Linked DNA regions of Mus musculus: region 2 is linked to region 1. A link is a loop called in an ENCODE intact Hi-C map of the cell type or tissue named here. Cell type or tissue: left cerebral cortex. All regions are shown on one strand. Links, peaks and the distances in the headings refer to the core of each region. The heading gives the core; the rest is flanking DNA. Region 1 has its middle 59 kb from the start of Gm41097. Region 2 holds the start of Gm46492 (a long non-coding RNA gene).

Region 1 (8,338 bases), core at 126-8,125:
TGTTCCAAGGCCTGTGCAGTTTCAGACCAGCACAGGGCTCCAGAGTTCCTCTGCCTCTCCCTTCTTTTCCGTAGGGTTTCAGGCCTGTGGGATTGCAGCCTATAGAGGAAGCCAAGGAATCATGCCATTGGAGCTGAGTGAACAAGACACCTGCTGCCTGTTCTGTTTTGGGGTTCCACCTCTCCAAGGCACAGAGCAACTCAGGTGGCCTCATTTTAAACAATTTTCAAACTCAGAAGGCTTTACATACAGTAGAAAGTTCTGGACACAGGGCAAGCTGTGCCTTTGAGACTGCTTCTGAGCCCTATGTAGATTCTGGATATACTGGCTAGTTTTATGTGTCAACTTGCCCCAAGCAAGAGTCCTGAGAGAGGATGGAGCCTCAGTTGAGAAAATGTCATCATGAGATCCAGCTGTAAGGCGTTTTCTCAATTATTTATCAGTGGGGGAGGGGCCAGCTCATGGTAGACGGTGCCATCCCTGCAGTGATGCTTCTGCGTTTTGTAAGAAAGGGGGCTGGATAAGTCATGGGAAGCAATCCAGTAAGCAGCATCTCCCCATGGCCTTTGCATCAGCTCCTGTCTTAGGTTCCTGTCCTGATTGGGTTCCTGCATTGACGTCCCTCAGTGATGAACAGCAACATGGACGTGTAAGCCAATCTTCCTCAACTTGCTCTTTCGTTATGATGTTTCATCGTAGCAATAAAATCCCTACGACTCTGGCCAATGTGCTAACTACTGTCACATGTGCGTTTGTATATTAATAATTCATGTAATTCTCTAAACAACCTCATGAGGATGATTCCAGTGAAATTGTCATTTTAAAGACAAGGAAACTGAGGCAGGCCATGTTCTTTTCAACGATTCAAAGAGAAAGACCACCGACTCAAATCATCATGGCCAGATTATTTAAAACAAACAATTAAAGCAAGCTTTTATTATTATAATTATGATTCTTATTTATGTACATAAGCTGGGCTGTCTCCCTCTTAAGGCAGGGCTCAAGAGATCAACACTGTATGTGAGGAAGGTAAGATGTTTTTAGCTCTGAGGGGTAGGGGATTTCCAAATAGGGGATTTGGCAGGCAAAATTGGCAGGGTTACAGAAGCAGAATAGAAGCATAACAAGTTGGCCATAACATACTCCTAAAACAAAAGCATGATTTCAAGTTGGTCATAATAAGGGGGTCATAACAAGGTAGGCGTCACAGCAGATGGTCATAATAACCTTCTGAAACAGAGGCACGGTTGCTGTTTCCTGGAACAGATAGTCCAGAACCATTTTTAGTTAAGGTTATAGGTGGGGCATAGCCCAATCCTCGAGAAATAGCATTTTATTGGCATTTCATTTAACGGCTTCAGGGATCTCAAAAGCAAGTATATCGAGCTTCTGGGGCTAAAGCAAGCTTGCCGGGAGCCCTGACGTGGCATGCAGGAAGAGAGCCTAAAGGAGCTCCTCCAACTGCACCATTAGGCAGTGGCAGACTCAGAAGGCTAAAGGTGCCCTTCAAGGATAGTCAGTTGGTGGAGTGCCTGCCTACTGTGTTGAAGCGCTAGGTTTAATCCACAGCATTGCATAAACCTAGCTATGGAGGCTCATGTCTTTGATCCCAGCAAATAACAGTAGAGGCAGGATCACCCTCAGCTAAGTTCCAAGCTAGCCCGCACCACACAAACCATCTCTCAAAAACAAATATGTTCTAATATTTTTTTTTAATAAAGTAGGGGGAAAACAAAGGCCTCCTATTGGCTGAAGTCACCCTGAAGCTTTTCTTGAGTTTTGCAGATAGCAAGTCTGAAATGAGTCCCCGACTTACAGGATACTAAGTCAACTGGCAGACTGTGCTTCTCAGACTCGTCTGACTAGGCATTACAACTGTAGAACAAAAAGAGAAACACAAGCTGAAGTGCAATTTCAAATGACGGCCTTTCTGGGATTATGGGTGGCCAGGAGCTGAGCTCTGGGTCTCCCAGTGGCTGCAGTTCCCAGCTGCTTCTCAGAGTTGCTGTGGGCTGTGGCGACAGTGCACATTTCTGCCTCTGCTGACACAAGACACTTTAGACTAGCTTTGCTTCAGACATTTCTCCCCCATCTACTGGGTATTAACACAGAATTGACTATTAACTCATCACTAGAAGCAAAGAAACACCCTGCCTGTTTGGAGGAGTCACCCTCCAGAGGTGAACATATGTTGAAACTGTATTCTGCCATAAGATATATGTCAGAGTATTCTTATCTTCACCCCTCCCAAAATAAAGCAACTAAGTTACCCTTTACTTTTCATTCTAACATTCAGGCTACCTTAACATGTTTCTTAGCCTACCAATTTAAAAATGCATATTTATTTTACTTTAATAATCATGTGTATTCATGTGTGTTGAGTCAGGGGTGGGAGTGGGTGGGTGATTATGTGTCTTCATGAAGCGTCTCCAGAAGCCAGAGGTAGCAGATCCCTCGGAGCGGGAGTTACGCATGGTTGTGAGCCACCTTCCATGGGTGCTGAGAACTGACCTGGAGTCCTCAGAAGGGCAGCACAGTCTTCTCTGGGACATTGTCTAAAACATTACTGGTCTCTACTGCGTATATCATCAAAATCCATAAAACTCAAAGGATTCCTCTGACAGCCAAGCATTGATGAGTTGCTCAAGCCTCACAATCATTTTGACTCAATTATTTGTGTAGTAATTCATCCATAGCACTACCATGGACCTACTAGTGACCTCCCAATGCCAGGCAACTTATAAGAGTTGCTACTTTAGACAAGATCCTGCTTCTCAGGAGTTGACAATGGAAAAGATTGAGAGTCACAAATCTTATCTATAAAGATCCCATCTGCTACCTTAAACTTCCACCATCTGTATTAGTCAGTACATTTAAAATTCCCTACCTACCTACTAAGAAAGGCAATTCCATATCTTAGCCACTGTGAGAAGAACTACATTAAACATGAGAGTGCTGGTTTGTTGTTTTTTTCTTTTTTTTTTTTTTCTATGTAGGTTTCATTTCCTTTATCTATTAATAGCAGGTTCAGAAGGAATGTGGCCCTGCTGACACACTGATTTTCAGACTTGAGATCTTGAGAATGGTGAGATGGTAAATTGATCTATTTTGAAACTGGTGAAGTGCAGAGATTTGCTTGCTATGGTAGGGACAACAGACCGAGATGGCTGGGCCAACGCACAACTCAACAGAAAAGCAAAGCCCGAGTTCGAGTTGAAAGTAGGACCCAAAGAACTTGGGGGTGATAGGAAATGGGAAAGTGAGGGCGGTGACCATGTGGAGGTGACCATGTGGAGGTGACCATGTGGAGGTGACCATGTGGAGGTGACCATGTGGAGGTGAGCATGTGGAGGTGAGCATGTGGAGGTGACCATGTGGAGGTGACCATGTGGAGGTGAGCATGTGGAGGTGAGCATGTGGAGGTGAGCATGTGGAGGTGAGCATGTGGAGGTGAGCATGTGGAGGTGAGCATGTGGAGGTGACCATGTGGAGGTGACCATGTGGAGGTGACCATGTGGAGGTGACCATGTGGAGGTGACCATGTGGAGGTGACCATGTGGAGGTGAGCGCGCTTACAGAGCCATTGGCATTGGGGCCTTTGGCAGGACAGCAGGGGATTCAACTAATGAAAAAGACCAGGGACAAGAAGGACAGATCCTTTAAGGTCAGGCCCTTGCCTGCTGTGCTGTGTTACTATTTTCATGCTGAGAATGACAGAAAAGTCAGTTGGGAACAAAAGGAAGGAAAAAGTCAGCCTCACAGAGCTAGAAACTTCTGCAGGAGACAGACCTCGGGACATTCAGGAAGGCTGAGCAGCGGTAGGATGGGAGCCTGGTGGATGGATATTTCACACATGGCCGAGGCACGGGAAGGGTACTTGACGATGTGAATCTGCTTTAGGAAAGAGGAAGTCTGCTAGACCCAACTAAAAGAACACAGAAATGAGTATTACAAACACAGGGAGCTATCTGGGGACAGTTCGGTCACATGGGTGCCAAGAGCAAGGTCTTAAGTCTCCACCTGCTGTGGGCATAAGCTCTGCACTTGTCTGGGCAAGCCAGGCTGCAGCAGGGGTTGCCCTTCAGAGGAATGCATAAGCTTTGGGGACTTCCTTTAGAGGAATCACACCACAGACGAATAAAAGGTTGGATGTTATTTTAATTGAATTTGTTTTCAATTTATTTTCTGCTATCTGGGGAAAAGCCTTTTACACTCACATCATCTGATTCCTTTTTTAACTGTGTCCATTATCACCATGATGAGCTTTTAACACATTAGCGCAGCCCTGTTTGTTGAAGAGTGATTCATGCTGCTCAAATCAATAAATAGCAAAAGCATAACAGAGCACTGAACCAAGCCACTGACCCAAAGTGTAAATGGGAAACCTGGGTTCTACTTCCTCAAAAGAGGCTGTTCTGGTGCTCTCCCAAATCCATGGTTTCAGGAGGACATGCAGAGATGCTGCATTCCAAACTTCATTTCCCCACGGGCTATCAAGCCAGCAGAGATAACTGTAGGAAGCCCTGGATGCTGCTCTGCCTGTAATAGCCCTTCTTCTCTTGGTCTCAGAGAAATGCTGGGACTGAAACAATATGATACCTTCCTACACACATGTTTACCAGCAAAAGAGAAATATTAAGCATGAACTCATGACTTTTTTTAAGTTACAAAGGAAGTGAAGAATAGAAAGTTTTGATATCTACACTTGGTGGTGGTGGTGGTGATAGGGTTGGTCTTGATGGTGTTGATGATGTTGTTGTGGTGGTAGTGACGGTGGTGTTGTTGATGATGCTGTAGTGGTGGTGGTGGTGATGGTGTGATGGTGTGATGCTGATAATGGTGCTGCTGTTGATGATGATGATGGTGATGGTGTAGTAGTGTTGGTGATGGTGGTGGTGCTGCTGCTGGTGGTGGTGGTGGTGTGTGTAAAATTTCTATGTACATAGTGATCATTGTCAATTTTACAGTGGCTTATCAGACTTACTAAAATTCAAATTGCTTTTCAGATTATAACAGAAATGTCTCTCTATGTAACATATTTTAATCCCAACAAGGTACAGGATGACATTGGTGTAATCCAACATGGCCAGGGAGCAAGAAAGGCATTGGTCTTCAGTTAACCCAGAACCTGTTCCTGTCTGACCTGTTGTAACCAGATAGTATAGCTTGGGTGTTTTATAAAGACTTACCCCATTCAGAGTTCCTGGGGATGGAAGGTTGAGGTTGCATCCCTGGTGAGACCTTCACTCTGCCAGAAGTGATTCAGGGAGTTTCATGGTAAGAACAGTACAAACAAGAGACAGACAAGACAGCCTTTAAGAGCCACAGACTCACTGAAGACAAACCATTAACTGACTCACTTAAATGGATTAATGATCATGGGGCAGAATCTCTTAAAGGCATCTATGAAAGGCATCACCTATTCCCACCCCTTAATCCTTCACACACAGGGATTACATTTCAACAAGAGTGTTGGTAGAAATGTTCAAACCATAGTTCTGGACCTTCAAGGGTCTGAGCCACAATCAATGAAGATGCTGAGAAGGATCTGAGGTGCAGTTTCTCACCCTGGCCCTCCTTAGAGTACTGCATCTCTAAAGTGTCACTAATTGTTCCCTGCAATGCCAGCTCTGCTTCAAGACTTTGGGAGTCTAACCAGCTTCACTTTATACCCCTCTTAGTCAGTATGTGAAGATCCTCATGCCTTAGATTGTATGTGGAGATCTATAGAAAATAACTTTTTTTACTTTAAAAATACAGATTATTTTTTTTCTCTCTATAAATATATATGTTCAGTGTGTGTGTTGGTACATGTGTTGTGTGTGGAGGACTGAGGACAACCTCAGATATTTTTTTCCAATGCCATTTGCTTTTTGTTGTTGCTCCTGCTGTTGTTGCTGCCATGGTTATTGCTATCGTTGTTGCTGTTGTTGTTGTTGCTGCTGCTGTTGTTGCTGTTGTTATTGCTATTGTTGTTGCTGCCATGGTAGTTGTTGCTATCACTGTTGCTGTTGTTGCTGCTACTGCTATTGTTGCTGCTGCTCTTGTTGTTGTTGTTGTTATTATTGTTGTTGGGAGATCACACTAGCTGTGCTGGCTGGCAAGCCAACCCCAGGGATCTGTCTGTTTCCTCCTTCCTACTGCTGGCATTACAAGTGGATGCCACTTTGCCCAGCAGATTTAACATGGGTTCTAGGAGTTGGATTCAAAACTGACTGACTTATAAGATTTTTCTTACTGAACTAAATTAAAAATACTTTAACCATTTGAGTGAAAACAATAGATCTCACTGTTGAATACAGAGAAAAGTGTCCATCCTAACAATGGTTTTAGGGAACCAACCACATTCCAAACTGAACCACCTATTCATACTGTGTGTGTGAACACCCTCCTGAATGAACCACCTATTCAGACTGGTGTGAACACCCTCCTGAATGAATTGCCACCATTGCCTTCTTCCCCCATGTGGTACATGTGGCCCCTAGGGAAAATTTGGGACCTTTGCATCTAAACCACAAGTGTTTATTATACACATGGGGAAGAGGAAACTATCCAAAGCTCTTTCTACCACAAAAGAAAAAAGCCCCAGATCAAACCAGCCTAAGAAGACAGGTGTTTACTGAAGAGCAAAGTGGGGAGCTTGCTGCTCTGGAAAAAATAGTTAAACAGCCATGTTGCAGCCCCTCACAAGGTACCCCAAAGAGGACACCTGGCACCCCACAGAGAGGGCTGCTCCTTGGCCTATGTCTGTCCAAAAGGCATTGCTCACAAGTGTCAAGCACATTCCTGGGTCTTCACAAAATGCCTCCATGTTTTCTGCCAATAGATCACTACACACAGAGAATGGAGGTATCTGTGGTTCAGACATTCCAGGACTCAGTACTCTTGCTCTTTGCTCTGGCTAGCTCTTGATTCTTGCTACACCTTATCTTTGTTCTCCCAAATGGCTATATCTTAAAACAGATGAGAATTGCAATTGGTCTGGATCATGGCCTAGGTCTACTCTCCTTGTGCAATGGACACATTGTGCTTATTCTTGAGTGAGTTCCTAAACTGCAGCTACATTTGAATCCACACAAGGAGAGCACAGGCACTCTGGCTTCCCAAAGGAAAATAAAAGTCACATTTGCAAGGAGAAAGCAGTTCAGCATTGCAGTTCCATGCCTGCAGATTTGATGCAGGTGTAAAGAAGCAAGTAGAACATTCTCCCTTATCCTCCATGCTCTTTGGATTCATCCAGACTCTGAGAAAGTTGTTTGAGAAAAAGTGGCACACTAGGATCAGTTCTGCTCCTGTGTCTGTGGAGCCTAGGAGGAAAGTGCACAGGGCTAATTGCTTTAGCAAACCCATAGTGTCATTGGTGAGTCTGCACCTAATCTTTCGTCTTTTCATAAATGGAGAAAGAAATGTGCTATCACAGGAGAGATGAGCTCTCTTGTTTTCTTGAGAAATTCTTTGATGCCCAGACAAAGTGGTTTTAAATTTGTCATCTTCCTCTTTACCGTCCTTCATTCTAAATGGTGCATTAATCATGTGTTCATTGTGTAAATCAATTACAGATGTTTTATCGTTGGGTTAATTTAATTAGCTCTTTGGTCGTCCCTCATATTTATTTAATAATAATGGGATGCATTACTGTAAGCCATGAGCATGTTGACTTCTAATCAATGATTATAAAAGAAGTTAAAGAAGAACATAAGTTGCTTTCTGTTATCTAGCTTCATATTCCCTCCTTTGACACATTTACCCTTTCAGCTATTCATCCATTCATCTACCAGTCAACCTTCTTGCCTGCCTACCTCTCTGTCTACCAGCCAGAAAAGCTTTTTAAATGTTGGGGCCTTTTTTTTTTTAATAGATAGACCTATAATCATAGCCCTGCAATAGACTAGCATTCCACAGCAACTATACCTACATGTTCTATTATATTAAAATGTGAGGAGTTTTGGAGGACCTGGGCTTGCTGTATCCACTGTACCTTACCTAATGGCCTGCCATAGATTGGGGCTTTTCACAATATCCCAATCTGCAAAGACAGATCCACAATTCAGAGGCAATTTGACTGGCCTGAAGGATCATTCCCTAAGCATCTCTGAAATGAAGACCATGATGAGTGCCATATTAGGGTTCCTAATTAATGATCTCTCACTGAAGTATATTTTATAGCTAAAACTCTGTATACTAACGTTCTACTTAAATCAAGAACCAAGCACTTAGCTACCATCTCTTCCCCTCTCCATATCTCTCTTGTAGCCAACTCTCCCAACACTACATTTTTGATGGTATTGCAACATTATTTCTTGATAGTCAGAATAGACAGAACACAGAAATGTGCTCT
Region 2 (8,338 bases), core at 257-8,256, 930 kb after region 1:
AACAACACTCTTACTGAAAACAGAAACTGACTTCATTCTGCAAATACAATTAGTGCATAGTTGGAGCCCAGAAAAGGCTCTGATGTTTACCTCCTGGACTAATGGCGGACGTGGGAGACAAAGGAGGACAACTGCATTCTGCATCCTGACATGACATGACGGTCTCTGCATTCTGAGAGTGAGTTTCCAGATTCAAGCCCGAGCCAGAAAGTGCTGTGGGCGAGGCACACAGTAAATGAAGACCTTCTGTAATAGGGAGGAACGGATCTGTCACTTGGAGGGATGGTGAGGCGAGGAGGAGATTAGCTGATTACTCACAGACAGAAGGCAGCTTGGTGAAAAATGTGTAGGAAACGATACGTGTGGGTTTGTGCTGATTTACGGATATCCTTAAACTACAATAACACTGCAGCTGTAATATAATAACACACTTGGCTTGCATTTTTAAATCATCAACATATTTCTAGTTTGACCTTAAAACGCCTCAGGCTATTCTCTATTAAAATTAGCAGCTTCTTGATTAGGAAAAAGTGCCCTCTAAGATGTCACAGCAGCGCCCTCACAACAAGCACACCTGGCCTTTCCCAAGCTGCCGTGTGCATGGCTTCCCTCCAACATCTCTCCGCAGTGCCTGCATCTCCTTCCAAGCCTAATTTTAATTGTGTTTTAAGTATGCCAAAACCTCCTGTGGGTCTTGAGGCATTTCAATCACACACACACACACACACACACACACACACACACACACACACACACACAAACCCACCACCTGTCTTCTACCAGCCATGTTTAGTGACATACTCACCTGTCCTCATTGGCTTTCATTGTCGTTTTTTAACTTCTTATGGTGATTGAAGAATATCTATGAATAAGCCTCCTGTTTTCCCATGGGATAAAACAGGGTCAGTCTGTCATAGCAATGAAATCAACCACTTTTATTTTGTATCATTGCAGATATTCACCAGGAAAAATAAATTAACAGATTTATATTTTCTATGAACAAATGTGAGATGTGAACAGCACACATGCACCTAACGTGACGACGATGGGCTTGCATCACCGAAACCATCTTAGTACGCCTGCCTGATGCAAGTGCAGCAGGGCTTCTCTCATGTGCTCTTCGCTTGGTTTGCCAGTGCTGGCCTTATGTAATTGCATGTAATGACACTTGAAAAGTGACAATATTTGCTATCTAGTTTCCCCCCAACTTCACCCCCCCCCAAAAAATTAAGCAGTCTAGATGGGAAGCTATTGAAGAGAATTCTTAAAATTTGTGATAGGAATACTTAAGTGTAGCTCTTCTAGCCAGGGAGGGGTGGGGAAGGACTCCACTTTCTTTGAAGAGCTGGCCATTGGGAGTAAATAAACAACACAAAATGCACTTAGTGTTTCTTCTTCTTCTTCTTCTTCTTCTTCTTCTTCTTCTTCTTCTTCTTCTTCTTCTTCTTCTTCTTCTTCTCCTCCTCCTCCTCCTCCTCCTCCTCCTCCTCCTCCTCCTTCTTCTCCTTCTTCTTCTCCTTCTTCTCCTTCTTCTTCTCCTTCTTCTTCTCCTTCTTCTTCTTCCTCTTCTTCTTCTCCTGGAGGGGAGAGGTCACAAAGGTGGGGGATAGACCTGGAAGGACTAGGAAGTGTAATCAGGGTGCATTATGTGAAATTCCCAAATAATTAATAAAAATATTAAGAGGGGTAAAAAATTTGTACCTAACCCCAGTAGCCACCACTTGAATCCTAGATGATGACAGTTCAAATTAAGGTAGGTGTGTGTGTGTGTGTGTGTGTGTGTGTGTGTGTGTGTGTGTACACGACTTACCAGGATTCGGCATGGTTGTGGACTTTTCCTGTTCTGAAATTAGCACTCACAAGTTAGAATAAGTAAAGGAACTGATGGAAGAGCAAACCAAAGAAGAGATTCTGAGGTGGAGGCAGTTGCTGTGTCCTGGCACCCCTGCCTAGTCTCTGTCATCAGGAGTTAATAATGCTGTCTGCCCAATATCTTCAGCCCTTCAGGTTTTCATGCGAGTATTTGGTTGGCACTTACACGGTCTCCTTCTTTGGCATGCTGCCAACCACCCTACTCATTATAGCCAATAAAAAATTAGTAACAAAATGGCTTTAGTTATTGTTTGGCACTGGCACATAGAACAAGTGGGTTTTGGAGGTGGCATAATGGTTATAGCACAGTGTCTGGCGGTAAGTGCGGGTTTGTGTTTGTGGGAAATTACTCAGCCTTTCCAAGCATACTTCAGTTATCTAAAAGTAGTAACTTTTTTTCCAGGTTTGCTACAAGGGTTCTGTGAGATAATACACGGGGCCTCTCAGGAATATTTTCCTTAGCAGTATTAATTTCATTAGTAATATGAAAAGTTTCATGACTGCAAACAGTGATAATAGGGTGTCACTAGTAAGCGAGGATAGAGAGAAAATGAGGCATCCAAGCATCACAGTAAGGCTAAGGAGGTGATTTACCCAGTGTCTCTTCAAATTCTGCTCGTCTGTGCCAGGAAACAGGCTTGGCACACCCTCAGGCAGTTCCTCATTATCAGACAAGATAACAAGAAACCTTGATGCCAAACTTGATGAGCCTTCTTCTAACTTCTCCCCAGAACAGTATGTTGAGCCTTTGCCATCCTCACATCCTTCTTTAGTAGCGCATCTGAGTCACTTTGTCCACTCTCCATTTCTTACATGGTCCTCCCTGATCGTTCCAGCCCTGACATAGTCCTGCCCAGCTCCCTTGGCACACTGTTGGGCTTACACAGTTGCTGTCCTCTCAGCTGAACAAGACAATTTAGATGTAATCCAAACCAGCTGGATTGCAGCTAACGTCACCAGGCACTATGTCTCGTGATGTGGGGTGGGTCCCATTCACATTTGTAGTTTTCCTGTCTCACTAATGACTTACATTTAGTATCTAGTCACCTAGACCACTCACTGTCTTTCCCTTGGGCTGATGCTATAGATTAATGGGGAGTCTCCATGCATCGCTGGTGCCTTTAACCACAGCCTGTTCCCCACAAAGCAGTTAGAGAGACCTTTGTAAACACATGCTGGAACCTACTCCTCCTTTTTAAAACCTTTCACTCACAGGATACAGGCTGCAAGACTGAGTGGCCAGGCCCCTGTCTGCTGGTACAACCTTATTTCATAGAGTTTTCCTTGTAGGGGTTTGTGTGCAAGCCACGCTGGCCCTTCCCCTCTGCCTGTGTGTGTCTTTTCCTCCCACAGTGGCTTCCATCTCACTGTGTCCACTTTGCTTCTTCACACCCTTGCGCCACTGTGCTACCTACCAAGCATCCTGCAGCATGAACCTCTGAGCAACAGTTCTACACTGTTACATGATTTGCTGATTGGTTGATGGCTGCCCCGCCCTCCACACTATATGCTTTACAAGGACAGCACTGAGGACTAGATTCATAGCCTCAGGGTAGGAAGAGATTGGGAACTTATTAAAGGACACTACTTCAGGTAAAAGACACACCACAAAATAGAATATTTGCAGTACAAGGGTTACAGCCCGCAATATATAAACAAAACACAAATCAGTAGGAAAGAAAATAGAGACAACCCAAAAGAAAAATAAAATGGCCAAGACTGACGAGGGATATATAAATACCCTGCTTGGGACGTTGTGTGTGCACTGCCAATGGGTGTGAGTACACTGCTGGGTAGGTGTGAATATAGCATGTAAATGCCACAGTGGATGTAGATATGCCAAGAAGGTATGAACTCCTGCAGGAAAGGGGTGTAAATGTCCCACCAAGGGGGTGTGAATGCACTGCTGGAGGGCACTGACGACAATTACGATGTACTGCCCGGGGATATACGTTCATCTAACTGCTTTGGAAAACTGTTTCATACGAGCTAAACATATCATGGCTTTTTATCCAGAGATAACACTTCTTCATACATATCCAATAAAAGGCACAGAGAGGTGCGCATCCAAGTCACATCTAGAGGTTGAATGTCCATTCCACCCCTTAGAACTGCTATGACGATTATGTTTAAGTGAAAGCAGTTGAGCTACAAAACAAGATCTTGGCTTTTTCTTTATCTAAAGCAGCACCTGAAACAGTTGCCATTAGTCACCAGTGCCCAGAGGAATTTCCTGCTAATTTAGCTATATATACACAGGTACCCCCATTAACGTCAGAAGTCCTTCCTAACTTTCCCATGGAACCCCTGGGGCTCATCCTCCCTGCTCTGTTGCTCTGCGAGCCTTTATTCCCAGTTATTCGGTGTGTCACCCATTGCTGACAGAGCTCCACCTGCACTGTCAATAAGCTTCGCCTTCTCATTGTACACTGTAGTTGATCTGCAGACCCAAGCAGCATAAGGGCCTCAAGCTGGAGAGAACTGGCTTTGTATGCTAGAAGAGATAAATAAACTGTGCGATATTCACAAGACAGAATACTAATTACACCCAAAAGTATGGATGAATTTGTCAAATACAGTATTTAGAAAAGACTCTGGATAGCACATACGGGATGTTTCCATTCCTACAGGGATCAAACTTGCGTTTTGAGGTGTAGCGTCGCCATCTGGTGGCCACGAGGAAAAGAGCATGATGTCTAAAAGGAGCAAGAGGGGACTCTTGCCTGACTTGCATTGCAGTCCGTCCCTGAATTGTGCATTTATTACATGTGCACCTTTCCATGCAAAGTTCACGGTGCAGTTCTGGTTGATGCAGATGCTCTCTCTGGTCCTGCAGTGTCTGTCGCTGTTTCACAGTTCTGCATGTTGCTTTCTGCAGAGTTGAGAACCGCGTGAAGGCTGAATAGCTGCTATGCTAACACTGAGTAACCGCAGTGCCTCCACCAGCCTGGCCAGTGGAAATAGTTATTACCCTCCCTCAGAAGCCTAATGGGCTTGCAGGAATGGCCCAGCCCAGTGCCACAGGATCATTTCATCTCAAGTGTTTTTTGAAAATAGCATTTCCCCTTCATATCTGTTTAAAAGTCCATTTGTCGCGCACATCGGCATCCTATCACAATATTTCTCATTAACTGAAATGTTACAATTAACGCACTCTGCAACTGCGGGGAAAAATTAATCTCGTCAGCGGAATATCCTGTCAGCTTTCTCAGCTCTTTATTTTTGTGTGCAGCCAGTCAACACTGTGGGGTTGGGGGGGGGGAGACAAATTATTCACCTGATAGAGCCTTTTTTCAACATACCCTTGTTGTATTTGAGTACTGAAACTAGAGGTATAGCCCAACATTCCAAAGGAAATGGAAACCACTATGCAAATGCCATTTCCGAGAACCCAACAGCTTAGTGAGGGAGCCCACACCTGTGCTTTACAGAAGCCCACAGGGCTGAGTTACAGCACTGAATTAAACCCCGCCTACTCTCTAAGTGCTGCTAAAATCTCGAAGGAAGGCTTATATGAATTTGTATTTGTATTCTAATTTTAGGACGGTTAATTTTCTTGGGTTAGAAAAGGCTGCAGTTTCCTGCTCTTAAGGCTGAGTTAGAATGCATTCAGCATGCCCTTGCCGTAAAAGCTTGTAAAGATGCTACATGGAGCTGCTCCACTTGGGAGCTCTTTCTGGAATTTCAAGTAAGCCACCACTCATACTTGCACACTGGTAGATTCTACCTTATGACACTGTGTGTCCTCACTGGGCAGTCTGTGTTCACGTCTCATCCGTACCTCTTTTTTTTTTTTTTTTTTTTTTTTTTTTTTTTTTAAGCACGGGAATACCCAGGCCTATGGAGCTCATAGCTTGAGACAGGATGGGAGAGTTTTCGCTTTGCCCTTACTTGACTTTGAATATTTAGGGAAAATTCTCAGTTTGCAGATTTAGCTAATGGCACTACAATGTCACTCTTCTCTGTTTAACATTCAGCTTTGTTAATCAAGAAAAGCATAGATTGGCTCTTTGCATGTTGATTAAATTGATTACAGCTGTGGGCCTTGATAGCACTTTTTTTTTCCCCAAGTGTCTCTAATTAATCAGACAATGCTTGATTGGGCTTTTCTGCTTTGAGGAGATAAACTGACTTCCTCCAGAACTTTCACCCTGAATATCTCTCCGTGGCAAGGTAAAGATGTGAGTCACTTGCCAGGGTGACTTTTCGGTTTCCTTTCATCCTTCAGCAACTAAAGAAATGGAAAGAGGAAAGAGAAGAAGCAGAGAGAGAGTGGGGGGGGGGGGCTTTTGAAAGACAAATTAAAGTCTAATAGGACTCAGCTGAACCCAAATTTGGAAAGAAAGTCTGTGTCCCTGGAAGCTCTTAGGATGGCCTGCCCTCTACAGGGAAGTGTCTCTTTGCTCTCCTGCTCTAAACATTCTTTGTCAACCTGTGTTCTCTGAAGTGTCAAGTGTAGTAGCCTGGTGCTTCCTTTTCCTCAGATTCGAGTTGCAGGAAGGAGGTTTTACATGGCCACCCACTTTTTAGTCATATCTCCAGTTGAAGCACCTGTCATTCATGCAGATACAACCCTGACCACTTCCTGGAACATTGCCAGCATTGAAGAAGACCTGAGATGCTCTGTGATCATCTCTGGAGTCCATCCATCAAGTGAGGCAGGCCACTAGAACCTTGGCTTATGTGGCAGGAGGTGACAGTGAGAAAGGCAACCTGATTTCCTGTCCCTTCCCATCAGTAGATGGGTCTATAAAGCCTGGTGCCAGCAAGCAAGCACTTGCTCACCTTAATCTCGGCCACTGGATGTTGTTAGATACGTCAGAAGACTTGCAGATCTCATCATGGTGAAGGATCCTAGAGAGAGAGATGCTAATGTTAAGATAGAAAGAGCCTAGGGCTATACATGGAGCTGAGTGGTTGGGTACTTGTGTAGCAAGAGGAAAGCCTGATTCTATCCCCAGCACCAAAACAACAACAATAATAATGCCTGCACTACAAAACCAAAGTGCAGCTAAAATTAGAAAAGAGAATAAAAAAAGATGTGTAGCCCCTCGTTTTTACTGACAGGTGTAATGGTGAGTAACAGTGTCTTAGACACCTAACATGTAAAAACTTCCTATGCGCATACTAGGAGACACAGCTTATATGGCCTTTTGTTTGTGGATGGGGATAGTCCTAGCCTCTGCACCACTTCCTCTGGGAACTTTCAGTTAGTAGGTCCTGAGCATCTTTCTGAATTTGTATTGACTTATTTTTCACAAGCTTCTAGGAATCCCTTCCTCATTTGGCTGGATCCGGACATCTAGGTGGTTTCCACATGTTTGTTATTGCCAAGGGAACGAGAGCCAACATGGTCATGAACTTTTCTTATGAAGGCCACTGTAAATTTCTAGCCAGAGAATTCCTCGGGCAAAAGATAATTGTTTGTTTGTTTGTTTGTTTGTTTGTTTGAGACAGGGTTTCTCTGTGTAGCCCTGGCTGTCCTGGAACTCACTCTGTAAACCAGGCTGGCCTCGAACTCAGAAATCCACCTGCCTCTGCCTCCCAAGTGCTGGGATTAAAGGCATGCACCACCACTGCCCAGCGGTAAAAGATAATTTGATAAGTATTGCCTAATTGCTTACCCATTCACTGATTTATTCCTGTCATAAATATAAATATGTTCCCATATTTTTTGTTTATTGTTTGTGACAGGGTTTTTTATTAAAGAGAGAGCCACAGACAGACAGACAGACAGACAGACTCAGGCAATCTCTGAACGCATTACATGAGTGAAGATTATCCTGAATTCCTTCCTCCTCTGCCTTCACCTCTCTAGTACTAGCATTATTATAGGCATGAGCCAATACTCAGCCCATCACCCTCCCTTAGTCTCTTAAGACCTTAGAACTTTTGCCTAGCTGTCAGTGAAATATCATTATTTTAATTTGCATTTCTCTGTGTACATTTCAAACATTTTTCCATGCATTGAAGAACATGACGTGTCTTTTCCTCTGACTTATATCTGTAAGTTTCTGGGGTTATATCTTAATGTGCTCAGCATCCCTATGAGTCCAACACAGTGTTGGTCACATGAACACTCGATGTCTATTTAAATGTTATTTAACAAATGAAGCACACAAAAATCATCTTAAAATAATATAAAATCCATCCTTAAGGCTAATTGTCATTGCCAGAGACGTTGAAGACCACTGAAGAACCATTTACATGTGGTATCTTCTCAGGAGATTTTTGTACAATGTTCAGAGCAGAAAAGACTCTGCTACATGCTCCGGTTCTCAGGCTAGGGCTTATGAGTCAGATTGACCCAAGATGGATTAATAGGAGAAAAGCATGCACATTCCCTTTGATCTAATATTTTAAGTTTTGCGTGTACATGGAGGCTCTCATAGAGGGAAATGGAGAACCAAAGAAAACTCGACCTGAAGTTTACACATCCCTTAAACAGAAGCAGATTATGTATAGA

What was found. A loop is a pair of places that touch in the nucleus more often than their neighbours do. Peaks named below come from ENCODE experiments on the same cell type or tissue, not always from the same donor. Only the 100,000 strongest peaks of a DNase experiment are listed, where the experiment ranks them.
Region 2: it touches region 1 in a loop (4-fold over the local background); 2 of 42 quality-filtered maps call a loop at or near these places.

Annotation. Positions count from the first base shown.
Region 1 is chr14:9,385,022-9,393,359 of GRCm38, reverse strand. No RefSeq gene overlaps it. Among named protein-coding and RNA genes, the nearest start is that of Gm41097, 59 kb to the left of the region's middle. In left cerebral cortex, for the core only: no CTCF peak of the experiment used is centred there; a DNase peak (open chromatin) is centred at 3,907.
Region 2 is chr14:8,456,891-8,465,228 of GRCm38, reverse strand. The region is part of intron 14 of Cfap20dc (CFAP20 domain containing); the gene reads left to right. It overlaps Gm46492 (a long non-coding RNA gene), which reads right to left and starts at 1,136. Exons shown (of 4, transcript XR_001781488.2): 1 at 806-1,136; 2 at 91-246. In left cerebral cortex, for the core only: a CTCF peak has its summit at 4,542 (motif pointing left); DNase peaks (open chromatin) are centred at 583, 2,606, 4,527, 5,409 and 1 more place.